3 separate regions of the Mus musculus genome follow, and regions 2 and 3 are each linked to region 1. Evidence: chromatin loops called from intact Hi-C (ENCODE). Cell type or tissue: gastrocnemius. All regions are shown on one strand.

Evidence for each region. Hi-C counts contacts between places; a loop is a spot of excess contacts. Peaks named below come from ENCODE experiments on the same cell type or tissue, not always from the same donor. Only the 100,000 strongest peaks of a DNase experiment are listed, where the experiment ranks them.
Region 2: it touches region 1 in a loop (2.6-fold over the local background); 10 of 42 quality-filtered maps call a loop at or near these places.
Region 3: a loop joins it to region 1, with 5 times the contacts of the local background. A loop is called at or near these places in 10 of 42 quality-filtered maps.

Annotation. Positions count from the first base shown.
Region 1 is chr8:93,590,010-93,594,009 of GRCm38, forward strand. All of the region lies in intron 8 of Gm26843 (a long non-coding RNA gene), which reads right to left. Among named protein-coding and RNA genes, the nearest start is that of Ces5a, 56 kb to the left of the region's middle. In gastrocnemius, a CTCF peak has its summit at 2,028 (motif pointing right); a DNase peak (open chromatin) is centred at 2,022; H3K27ac peaks cover 1,883 bases.
Region 2 is chr8:93,659,554-93,663,553 of GRCm38, forward strand. All of the region lies in intron 3 of Gm26843 (a long non-coding RNA gene), which reads right to left. Among named protein-coding and RNA genes, the nearest start is that of Gm30606, 58 kb to the right of the region's middle. In gastrocnemius, a CTCF peak has its summit at 2,368 (motif pointing right); a DNase peak (open chromatin) is centred at 2,370; H3K4me3 peaks cover 476 bases; H3K27ac peaks cover 171 bases.
Region 3 is chr8:94,055,582-94,059,581 of GRCm38, forward strand. It overlaps Ogfod1 (2-oxoglutarate and iron-dependent oxygenase domain containing 1), which reads left to right. Exons shown (of 13, transcript NM_177767.4): 7 at 1-83; 8 at 463-576; 9 at 2,135-2,214; 10 at 2,469-2,782. Among named protein-coding and RNA genes, the nearest start is that of Ogfod1, 20 kb to the left of the region's middle. In gastrocnemius, a CTCF peak has its summit at 2,075; a DNase peak (open chromatin) is centred at 2,084.

The sequences.
Region 1 (4,000 bases):
TAGTTGGTGCTGCTGTGACCTGTATAGCCTTGGTTTCCATTTAATTTACTTAGCACAAGCTTTTTTTTCCTCTATTACTTTAAAAAGATTTTATCTTAAAAATCAACTCCCAAAGTGTTAAGCCAGCTCAGTGGGGATAAGAAAATGTTTTTGACAAGTGATGCTCGAAGGACTCTCATCCGTGTGGAATCCTGAGTCCCCCTTCTCTACCCATGAAAATAACTTCAGGCAGATCACCGGCCTAAGCACAAAGCTGAAAACCATGAAACTTCCCAAAGAAAACGCCAGGGGAAATAAATACCTGCAGTCTGAGCCTGAACAAAGATGATCTGAGAACATTAAAAGAACCCTAAATGTGAATCAAAACAGTAGATCACGGGACTTAGTTCTTTTTTTTTTTAATCCGTGCTTTTAAGAAGACATCATCTGGACAATGAAGTAGGAAACCTCAAATTTGGAGAATGAGTTGTAAAACTGTATACCTGACAAAGTTGTATCAAATATATAAAGAGCTCCGACAAATCAATAATAAAATATCAGGACAGCTTTTTTAAAAGTGGGTAAGAGCATGGAGGCTACCTCACAAAGGAAGATTATTAATAAGATTAATAAGACACAATTAAATCCATGGCATTTTAGCTGTGGGTGTGAATCCTTACCCACCATTAATGATTATCATGGAAAACACTGGCAACACAAATATGGAGTCTGTGGGCCAAAGGGCACTGCCATGCCTCTATTAAATGAATACTAAATGATGCAGCTGTCTCAGGCAACTGTTTGACAGTTTCTTCTGAATGTATGCTTCTAGGGATCACGTGCTCACAGTGGTGAGCCGGACTGGAAACCCTGAGAGGAGAGCAGAGCGTGGTCTCCCATTGAGGATGCTCTATCTCGGGTTTTGGTTTAAGATGATTACAATCAGCCTGGCACGCGCCACTTAAGAGACACAAGCATCTGGTGACTATTAACTAAACTCAGTCATGAAAAAGGAAATAAGCCATTTGTGGATACAGTGCGTTGTGCAAATCACTTTACCCATTCTCCAGTACTCTCATTGGTTCTTCCTAAGAACCCAGAGATGGTTTTACAAACACAGAACCTAGAAGATCCAAAGGCCAGCGTGATTCCCAGAGCCACACCCCAAGCTTTGGCCAGAGGACCGCAAGAAAGTAGGAGCTGGGACCCCACATCTGAAGTCCCTCACATATTGCCTTGGTTTCCAAGCTGCATCTCCCTCGCTCTCGGGTGTTGCAAGTTTGCCCAAGGGGCACAGTAAATATCATTCTCCGCAGTTTCCATTACTTGACTCTGTCCATAAATTCAAATTCTGCGTAGTTTCCCTGAAACGTTTGAGAACGGCAGCCGCCGGAAATGCCAAAGCATGAACAGGTGTGGCTTCCTTCCTCGTTTGAAATTTCCCGTTTTCACGCTTGCCAAGCGCTAAGAGACTCCCGACATAGCTACTAATGCTGAGTGTGCATGAGAGAAAGAGGACTGGGAAGGGACAGGCTAAAGTCAAGGTCTGCCGCCAGCCACCAAGTGACGTCATCCTAGGCATTCCCCATCTTTGACGTCACCCTAGGCGTTCCCCATCTTTGAGTGTCAGTTTCCTCACCTGCAATGCAAGGAGCCTGGACCGGAGGGGTTTTCTGTAAGCATTTGTGGCTGCAGGTTTAGTATTCTGCTATAACCTCTCATACTAGCATTTCTTAGACCAAAGGAAAAATGAGGTGCCATTGGGCTGAAAGAGACTCGCCTCTGTATATCCTTGATTGATCATCTTCCAATCCCGTGTCCAAGGAGAGATAAGGAATCAGGCAGTCTCACTGTGTTGTGTGGGCAGGAGGGGGGAGGGTTAAGAGAGAGAGAGAGAGAGAGAGAGAGAGAGAGAGAGAGAGAGAGAGAGAGAGAGAGAGAGACTTGGGGGGATTTATTTGGTTTGTCTGCCTGGATAAAGCCTCTCCCCAGGCCCAGAGCATCTTTCTCCATGCCGGTGCAGTGCCGTCTTTACCACTAGGTGGCAGTAGCCGTCACTTGACAAAGAAAAGGGTGTGGGAAGAGCCAGGGGACCTGCCTGCTTGGAGAAAACTAGGCCAAAGCCTGCTTGTTACATCACTTCTAATCGAAACAGCAGGTTACGTCTGGATTTTTCTTTATTACAGGCAACAATGCTAGGAAGCTTCCTGGCTCCTGTGCATTTCAACACTAAATGTTCGACCTGAAATCAGACATGCAATTCCCAGACCCTGGGCTTGGCAGCAGCAGCCCTGCCTACTTTTCCCTGTGTGCAGGTTTCCCTTCCCGAGGCTTCTTGCTGCCTGCCCCATCACGCTCACAGTCATACTTAAAATGTAGCTCTTGCCTTACATTTTAATCGGTTTCCTTCACCAAGTACTTACTGGCTAATACCACTTAGAATGGAGTAGTTATTTACTGAGCACTGAAGTGATTTGAATATAAAATGTCTCCCACAGGCTCCTGTGTTTGTTAAATGCTTGGTCCTCAGCTGGTGGCACTATTTAGGGAGCTCCTCCCCCTCTCCCCAAGTAGTAGGTCACTGGGAAATGCCTTTAAAGGTTATACTGGTACCAGCCCCTTGCTTTCTCTCTGCTTCCTGTCTATCAGGAGGTGTACAGCTTCCTCCTCATACATTCTAGCCATCACCATGCTCAGAACAAAGTCCTTGGGACCACACAACCATCAACCATCGGCTGAACCTTCTAGAACTATGAGCTAAAACACATCCTTCCTCCTCAGACAGTGTCCTCTCAAACAGTTGGTCAGTGCTAACAAGCTGTCTAATAAGTGTTCTTACTAGGTGCAGAAGCATCATTTGAAATAAGGTTCATATTAATGGCCCTGAGATCAGTAGCTTCCCTATGGCCCTACAATAAGGCAGTGTTTGAGCCCTGCTCTGTGTGCTTCCAGGGACTCGCCCCCTCCCCCCATCTGCTCTTCCTACAAAGAGAAATTGGGCTGCCAAAGGCAAGGGGGCATCAAACACTCCGGGAACCTATAAGTTCCAATGTGGCTACAATTCGGCCACCTCAACCCATGCCATTCAGATCTCAGTGGGTTTGTTCTGTAGTTAGATCCGGTGCTCACTGAGGCCCTGTGATGGAATTCACTGTTTGTTGAACCTGAAGCAGCAGCACCCCTAAAGCAAAGACAGTTTAATTGGTCAGTATTTGCCATGCCTGCCTAGTTACCTAAATGACCTGGGGGGGGGTAACCTAAAAGTGTCGGTCTTTGGACCCCAATACAGATCCGCTGAAACCACATCTGCCTAGCAATCTAATTTTTTTAGCAAGTGAATCAGATGATTCTAAAGGATCAGAAAGTTAGGGTACCACCCTGGGTGGTTGTCATGGCTCCCAGCCCTGTCCCAGTCGATCCCACCACCACCACTGGATGGACTCTTGGCCCAACTCTACAGACTCTGCAAACCTGCCCTCTGCCTCCAGCCCAGCTCCTCGAGCCTCCCCAGCCCACAAGCATGTGAAAATGCCTTCCTTCCTGCTGGGCACTTAAGTTCTCAGGGGAGCTGAGATGGCTTAAATAATGAATGGAATTTTCAGCAGCATTTGGAATTCACTTAAGCAAAGGAAACTCAATAGCCAGAGCGCTCCTTAAGATCCATCCTTTCTCTGGGTGGGAAGGAAGCCGGACAGCTTCTCCCTGATTTCCTAACATACAGATCAGGATACTTCAGTCAGACTTGACTCCTGGCTTCCATATTGCTCATCTGGAAGCTATCATTTCTTCCACTGCCCTAGTGGAGATTTTGAGAATCCCTGAGTTCAGATGGTATTTCAGACCCTGGGGCAGGATGACTGACCCCTATATCTCCATGGAAATCTTCATAGAAACAAACAAACAAACAACAAAGAAGCCCCCAGGCACCACCTAGCCCAGTCCTCTGTCTTCTGATCGAAATCTTTCTTTGCTGTTCCTAATTAAAGTTATCAGAAAGCATTAAATGAGCACAGTTTGCTGG
Region 2 (4,000 bases), 70 kb after region 1:
CTTGAAAATACCTGGCAGTCTTGGGTCCATATTCCGTGATGCAAAGAAATAGCATGGGCTGTGCTACCCACTGTGCTTCCCTACTAGCTACGAGGGCTGTGTGTATTGGCTTCTTTTCTCCTCACTGACCAAATGCCCGACCAAAAGCACATTAAAAGAGGAAGGGGCTATTTGGGTTTAGAGAAGGGATACAATCCATCGTGGAAGTGGAGACAAGGTGGCAGAAACATGAGGCAGAGAATGTATAGGAAGTGGGTCTAATCTGTAACGCCTCAAGGCCCACCCCTAGTGATGGACTGCCACCAGAGAGGCTCTACCTCTTAAAGGGTTCACCTTTTCAAACTTGCACCACCACCTAGGGACCAAGGGTTCAGGCACAGGAACCCATGGAGGACAAATCACGTTCAAACCACAGCACTATGTAAGTTTAAGTTAAAATTAACTGAAAATCTCCAGTTCCAGATTACAGCAGCTAGGTATGACTAGTCGCTATTCTATTAGACAGTGAGGTCAGAGTACTGTCCCAGTGTAGGCTTTTCTGTCAGACAGTGCTGGGCTTGAACATGGCGCGTGGGGGGCAGAGGGGCATGCTTCAGTGTGTGAAGACCCCACCACTTGCTGGCATCATCTGCCTCATTGACCTCATCCGTTAAAATGTGTGTGTCTATGAAGGAGTTAGTAGCGTTTTTACCTGGGGCTGCAGGTGGAAGCCATTGCGCTGTGGGGAGCACAGCCCGAGCAGAGCCTGGGATGGGAGGAGCTATGGTCCTGAACAACCAGCGTTTGAAAACAGAGTAGCAAAGTGGGAGAAGAAATAGCAACTCCCGAAGGAAAAAAAAATACGGACTGTTTTAATCTCCACTGTGCCTTAACAAGCTGTATTTTTTCGGCTAAAAAATTAACTTCTGCCATGCAGATCCCACCAACCACACCTTGGGCCATTCTCTCTTTGTTCTCTATACTCCAGCTATATTGGGTTTCTTGGGTCACTGAATGTCCCAAACAACTCATTTCTTCGGGACCTTCACAATACCTCTCTGCCCTGACTACTCTGCACCTGGTGCTAGGCCAACTCCGCAAAGCCTGTGGATTCCAGGCAAGTGTCTCTTGAAGCCTTGGCTAGACAAAGCCCCGCCCTTAGAGTCCACAGTGCCTGGTCCCAGTCCGTGGCACTCGACACAGGATACAGTCTCTATATACTCAAATGGGCAGTGTTCTGTGTGTCTCTCTTCCCTGCTTGGCTATGCGCTTCCTGGGCACCAAAACCAGATGTGCTTTGGCCACTACTGTATTCCCTGGGCTAACAGAAAGCCTGACACAGAAGGAACACCAAAGCGGACACCTATTGCCGAAGGTCGGGTGGCTCTTCTGAATTCAACTTCAGCAGCATCAAAATGGAAGCAGCAATAACTGTTGCCCTAACTTTATAGATTAGGATAGCTTATTTTAAACTTGAGACCAAAAATTCATAAACATTTTTATCATATAAAGAAAAATGTTAGTTAAGTAAGTCTCTGCCATGAGGCTCCCTGGTGACCCCATTAAAAAGAGACATATCTTAGATCTCAGAGTCAGCCATAAGCTGGGGCCTCCGAGATATCGGGAATGAGACTCAAGGAACTGCAATAAGCTTTGCCCTCGTATCACCCAGTTAATTACTGAATGCCTTGTTTGTTGCTACTTTGAAGTTTAATTTGTTTTCATCTAACGCCTGATGAATTTCATTCCAACCGGAGGAACATTTTCTGTCTTAGCGAATCACCTCCAAATCAATCAAAAGGCAACAAACTTGCCAGGCCTTCCCTTCCCCATCTCTTAAATGAGAATAATTACCATTCTACGTAACACACAGGTTTATAAAGATCATGTGAGGTGACTCATGGGAATTCAGCCAACAAATCCTGCAAGGCGCGCGCGGGGGGGGGGGGGTTGGGGGGGACACGACCTCTTTCAGGAAAGTAGTCTTCTGGCTTCTTCTCCCAAATCTCTGTGCCTACAAATGAGAACTAGCCCAAGGCAAGAGGGAGCTTTACCTTTAAGAAGCATTCTGATATTCTGAGCTTTGACCCCCCAGTAAAGCCAGAAAGATAAAAGATAGAATTGCCAGAACTTTCAGCCTCTTCAGACTGGGCCTGGGGGGGGGGGGGGGGGGGCGGGGCAATGGCTGACTTTACTCACAATTGAGCCCCGGAGCACCAGGTGCTCCTGCCCTACCTAGCCTGCCGCTAAGAATGTCAAAGATGTCGGGGAGGGGGCGGGGTGTGACCTCAAGAGACACAGATCAGCTGGTGTGCAGCTTTTTACTCAGTACCCACCTCCACCCTGGCCAAGGGGAAGCTGCCAAGGAGCAGATTCACCTCCGTACAGCAGAGGGCAGTGGTGAGCTCATCTCGACCCATACCTAGCGCGGAGGGGAGGTTCTGCTGGGTGTGTTCAGAGCTCAGGAGCCTGGATCTGAGCTGAGCCCTCCTGCCCGTCCTCCTTCTCCCCAGACGCCGTGATCCCTTCACCCCAATTTAAATATTTACGCACACAGGCATGGAGACGCGGGGAGGCACATGCCGCCATATATTATTGTTAATAGAGTCGCTGTTGGCTCTCTCATGCAGACGCAACATAATAGCAAGCGTTGTCCAACGTAATCCCCATGAATTACTTATACCATTTAGCATCTAAATTGACCACTTCCTGTTTCTCCAAAATAAGACTGTTGCTTAAAGTTAGGGGGCCATGAGTCCATTTCACCAGGCACTTGGAGAGTCAGTGTGATTCAGTGAAGTATTCTGTTCTAGGCCCAACTCTGACACCGGCTGATGATGCTTGGGGCTTGTTGCTTTTAACCATGTGCTCCAGTTGCCTCTAACTCCTCCCTCCCCAAAAGAAAACATGGACTCTGGCCTCAGCATTCTGTTCATACTTTAGCCTCTGTGGCTGTGGGTTTCTCAGCCTCCTTCGTCATTCAGCGACAGGCAGGGGGGGGGGGGGTGTCCTGTCCCACTTCTAGTCCAGTGAGACCGAGGTGCTGCAGGGTAGGAACTTGGCAGAGCTAAGAGCTCGCTTCTTTCCTTTCTTCAGCCAGTGCTTAAATGAGTAATGGCACCTCGGTGGTCCAGGGCACCGTTTTAAGGTATGTGGGTTTATTTGACTAAATTAGAATGAGGAAACAGGTCAAAAATGAAGTCGGATGATGACTTGAAAGGAAACTGGATTCCTTCGGTCTTTTTTACCTCTGGTAGGTAGGATCCCAAAGGAGCCAGAGTGTCCAGAGGGATCTACAGCTGGGATATTAAACCTGCAGTTTGGCTGCAGGAAATAGGTTTAAGAGGGATGGGCTAGGGAAACAGCCAAATTATGAGGTTGATGACATTTCTGCTCTGTGTTTCTCCTCCCCATCCAGGGCACCTTCACGACCCATTTTCAGGGCAGCTATCCAATGGCTTCGTGGCAGACAGTCCCTCCTGACCACTCCCAGGCTCCTCAACCCCGCCCCCACAAAACTGCCCTGGTTTACTCCAGATCTCCACTTGATTGCAATGTAGGGGAATGCCTTTGGGTCCCTAAAAGACACTTTGTCTCAACAAATTAGGTGTTACTATCTATAAGGGCCAGTCCTGTGCTAGGAAACACTAGGTCATGGCCCTGCCCTTCAGCAGAGGAGTAGAGTGTGTGCCTTCCTGTGTTTGCTTCCTGGCTGTTCTTTACCTCCAGTAGGGGATCTGACCATTTTGGGTAGACTTGAGATTCAAGTTGGATGTAGGCCCTGCCCTTCAAAAGTCCCACACTGGTCCTGAGGAAACACTCACTGCCAAAACCATGGCTGCCCCACCTCCTTTACGCATTGACTTGAGCATCTGCACCCAAAAGCTCTGCACATCTTGTCCACATTCTATCTCGGGGCTCAAATGCCCTACTTATTGATAATGCATCTGAAAGTCTGTTTTCTTCCCTCTCCAAGAGAATTATGTAAACTCTCCTCAATGGAACCCTTTCCAAGAGAATT
Region 3 (4,000 bases), 470 kb after region 1:
GCTGGTTTTATGGTCCTTCATTAACCAGGCCTCCTACCTACTTTGAGCCCCCAATCCCTCGAAACCCTCACATCCCACAAGATGTAAGCATAAATTATGGGAATTCTTACCTTGCGTACATACTGTAGCATATCAGTTGTTTTTCTGTCTTTACTTGGGAGGACCATGAGAGCTGACATGTATTTTGCAGCATTAGACATCAAACCAGGGGCCTTACATATGTTAACCAAGAACTCTTCCAATGAACTATGTACCCAGCATGTTTTTCTGATCTTAAAATTGGGTTTTGCCAGTGCTGGAACTCGACTTGGAACATCCACTTTTCGTACATAGATTTTGACAATGTTTTCCAGTACTCTTTGTTTGATAGGAGAAACATGAAAAGTGAGAGCTGTGGACTGGTGTAAGGACAGAAGCTGTAGAGACTAACGCATCTCCTCTATCTGCTGCTTCTCTTGTAAGCATGAAATTTTATATGAGTGGATCAACCCTGCTTACCTGGAAATGGATTATCAAATGCAAATTCAAGAAGAATTTGAAGAAAGGTCTGAAATTCTCCTGAAGGAGTTTCTTAAGGTAGGCCACCATACCCTGGTTTCTATGTGTTGTCTGACATTTCATCTTGGTAAAATTGACTGCATCAAGATTTATTTTCCTTCTTAGTTCAGATGTTTATGTATTCTCTTCAAATGAAATACACAAATCATGATAGTAGGCATTGCTGTCAGGTGTATGCATGATATCCCCAGAATTCTATGAACTCTTTCTTTTAAGGTTTATCTTTTGTTTTTAAATAAAAACATGAATGTATGCACACATGCATGTGGGTGCTTAAATGCCAGAAGAAGGCATCAGATCCCCTGCCCCTGAATCAGTTCCAGATGGGGGTTCTCTGTAAACAGCACTGTAACCACTGCGCCCTCTCGCCTGTATTCCTCCAGGACTGTATTGCTCAGTGTACACCCGCGCACATGCACATTTCTTCCCTAATAGGGACCCTGGTATCTAGTTTGGGTTTTTTTCTTTTCATTTGGTTAGTGTGGTACTTGTTATTTTTAGTAAATAGATTGCTAGTGGATTTTAATAGATAGTTGATCTAATACTGAATGTTTGACCATCATGAGGCAACTTGAGGAGGAAGAGAGCTGAAGTCAGAAGTCATGTCCTGGCTCAGGTGTCCCTGACCTGAGCAGCCGGTCTCACTAGGTGTCTGTTGTGTTCCTGGTTACAATGGGATGAGAGCCACCTTGCCTTACTTACTGTTGTGAGAGCGGAGTGAAATAACACATACTGAGAGAGTACGTCATGACCACGGTGGATACGTGGACATACATTCCCAAGGGCTCTTCCTCCGTCAAAAAGGAGGAGGGGTTCTATAAACTGACTCTGTCAGAATTTCACAGCTGACATTGAATGGTACAGAATTCGAGGGGCATTATCTTGTTACAGAAATAATAGTAGCTAAACCACTGTGTGTAACTCCATCTCCAGGGGACCCATAGGCAATGCACAGATACATAAACATTCAGGCAAAATACCCACATGCATATAATAATTTGTTTTGTTTTGTTTTGTTTTGTTTGTTGTTTTTGAGACAGGGTTTTGCTGGCTGTCCTGGAACTCACTCTGTAGACCAAGGTGGCCTTGAACTCAGAAATCCACCTGTCTCTGCCTCCCAAGTGCTGGGATTAAAGCTCAGATCCCTAGCACCCACATGGGCATGTGGGTTTTTTTGCTTATCTTATGGGACTGGAGACAAGAGGGTGGAATCGCTGGCTACCAACCTAATGGGGAGAGGATCAAGGAACCACAAGCTGCAGGTTCAGTGAGGGACCAGTGGAAGAAATACTTCTCTGGCTTATACCCACGCATGCATGGGTGCATGTATTCATGTGTACATATTCATATACATCACACGTATATATGCAAATAAAAATCTTTAATAATAAATAGACTGACAATACTTGGCTCTTTTTAGGTACAGGTGCCACAGAGATCTTGTGGGAAAGAGGAAATATTCAAATGGCCCTCTCTGGAATCAGCCAGCTGATATCCTACAGAGCTGCTCCTCCTGCTGGAATAGTGAGGGACTGCAGGAGGATTTGCTCACTTCTTTTATTTGCTTCTTTTCCAGCCTGAGAAATTTGCAGAGGTCTGTGAAGCCTTGGAGAAAGGAGATGTGGAATGGAAAAGCCATGGTCCCCCAAACAAAAGGTAGAGGTCGCCATCACAGGCGACTCCATCTGGATTTAGCATCTCCCTCTCATCCGTGTTGCTCATCCCCAGTAGCACACTTGCCTTAACGTTTAGTTCCCCAGGCTGTGCTGTAGCAGGTCCTAGCAGACACTCACTAGTATCATTAAGTTGTGCCATCATTTAGGGAGAAGGGCTCAAAGCTAATGGCCCGCTTTGATTGCTCGGGCAACCTGACGTGTGGGGCTGAGGGGCTGGCCATCGCTGCTTTCCAGGTTTTATGAGAAAGCAGAAGAAAATAACCTCCCTGACGTGCTGAAGGAATGCATGGGCCTGTTCCGCTCTGAGGCGCTCTTCCTGCTGCTCTCCAACCTCACTGGCCTGAAGCTTCACTTCTTGGCCCCTTCAGAAGATGATGAGACTGAGGAGAAAGGAGAGGGGGAGACAGCCAGTGCTGCTGCTGGCACTGAAGAAGGGACTAGCCGACGCCCCTCGGGGCCAGAGAATAATCAGGTGGCCGCTGGCAGTCACAGTCAAGAGAACGGTGAACAGGCAGACCCAGAAGCACAGGAAGAGGAAGCAAAGAAAGGTGAGCTGGTGTTAGGCCCCACCTTTATTTTTACCTGAGACTATTTCACATTCCACGATTTATCCTTGGGTGTCAGAATGACTGTGGTCTAAGGTGTCAGACTCAAATGATTTATCCTTATCCATATAAAAAGTACTTGCCCAGCTCTCCAGGATCTTGAGTTCTCCTAGGAGATGGCAGAGGTCAAATCTATACTCAGAAAACAAAGAGAGCTCACCCGGTGCTGAAGGCTTACATGGCATCTTGTGTCATTCCCTCAGGAGCACGCCCCTCGACTGCTGCTAGTGTTCCCAGTCTGATAAAGTATACTAGATCTTCTCCTCCCAAAAATGTTCTTCCTGCATTCCTTCTCATGCAGATCCGAGCAGTGGCACTTCCTCAGGGACACTTTTCTGTATCACCCTCCCACTGAGGCTGCTCAGTCATAGTCATTCTTTGTCACATGACCCCGTTACAGTGCTGTGTCCATGCTGCCACAGTCTCTGTGAATTCATACGTGCATCAGTCCTGTTGTGTGTGGAGGAGTCATTTGGAGTTGTTTTTGTGTTTGGAGTCATCCATCCCCTTTGGCTCTTAACAGTCTTTCTGTCTTCTCTTCTACATAGCTCTCTAGGCCCTGAAGGGAGAGTTTGATAAAGACATCCCATTTAGGTCTGAGTATTCCAAAATCTCTGTTTCTCCATATTGTCCAGTTGCAGGTCTCTGAGTTAGTCTCCATCTACTGCAAGAAGGAGCTTCTCCGATGGCTGAGTAAGATCTATGGGTCTAGCATAATCTCATTAAGAGTCGTTGTTATGTTCCTTTAGCAGAACACTATTAATTGGTTTTTCTTTAGACCTGTGATCTATCCAGTCTTGGGTTTGGGCCACCAATGCGGTGTCAGGCATGGGCTCCATCTTGTGACGTAGGCCTTAAATCCAGTCAGTGTGGTGGGTCACCCCCACGATGTTTGTGCCACTGTTACCCCAGCATATCTCTCAAACAGTTCACCTTTGTAAATCACACAGCATTTGTGGCTGGGTCAATGGTTCCCTTTTCTTATCTGATAGCATGCAGGGTACCCTCTGGCAATTAGGAGCAGAGCGGCAATAAACATAGATGAGCAATATATCTGAGTAGGATGTAGAGTCCTCTGGGTACATGCCCAGCAGGAGTAGTGATCTTGAGCTAGAGCCATTCCCAGCTTCCTGAGGAACTGCCACACTGATTTTCATGGTG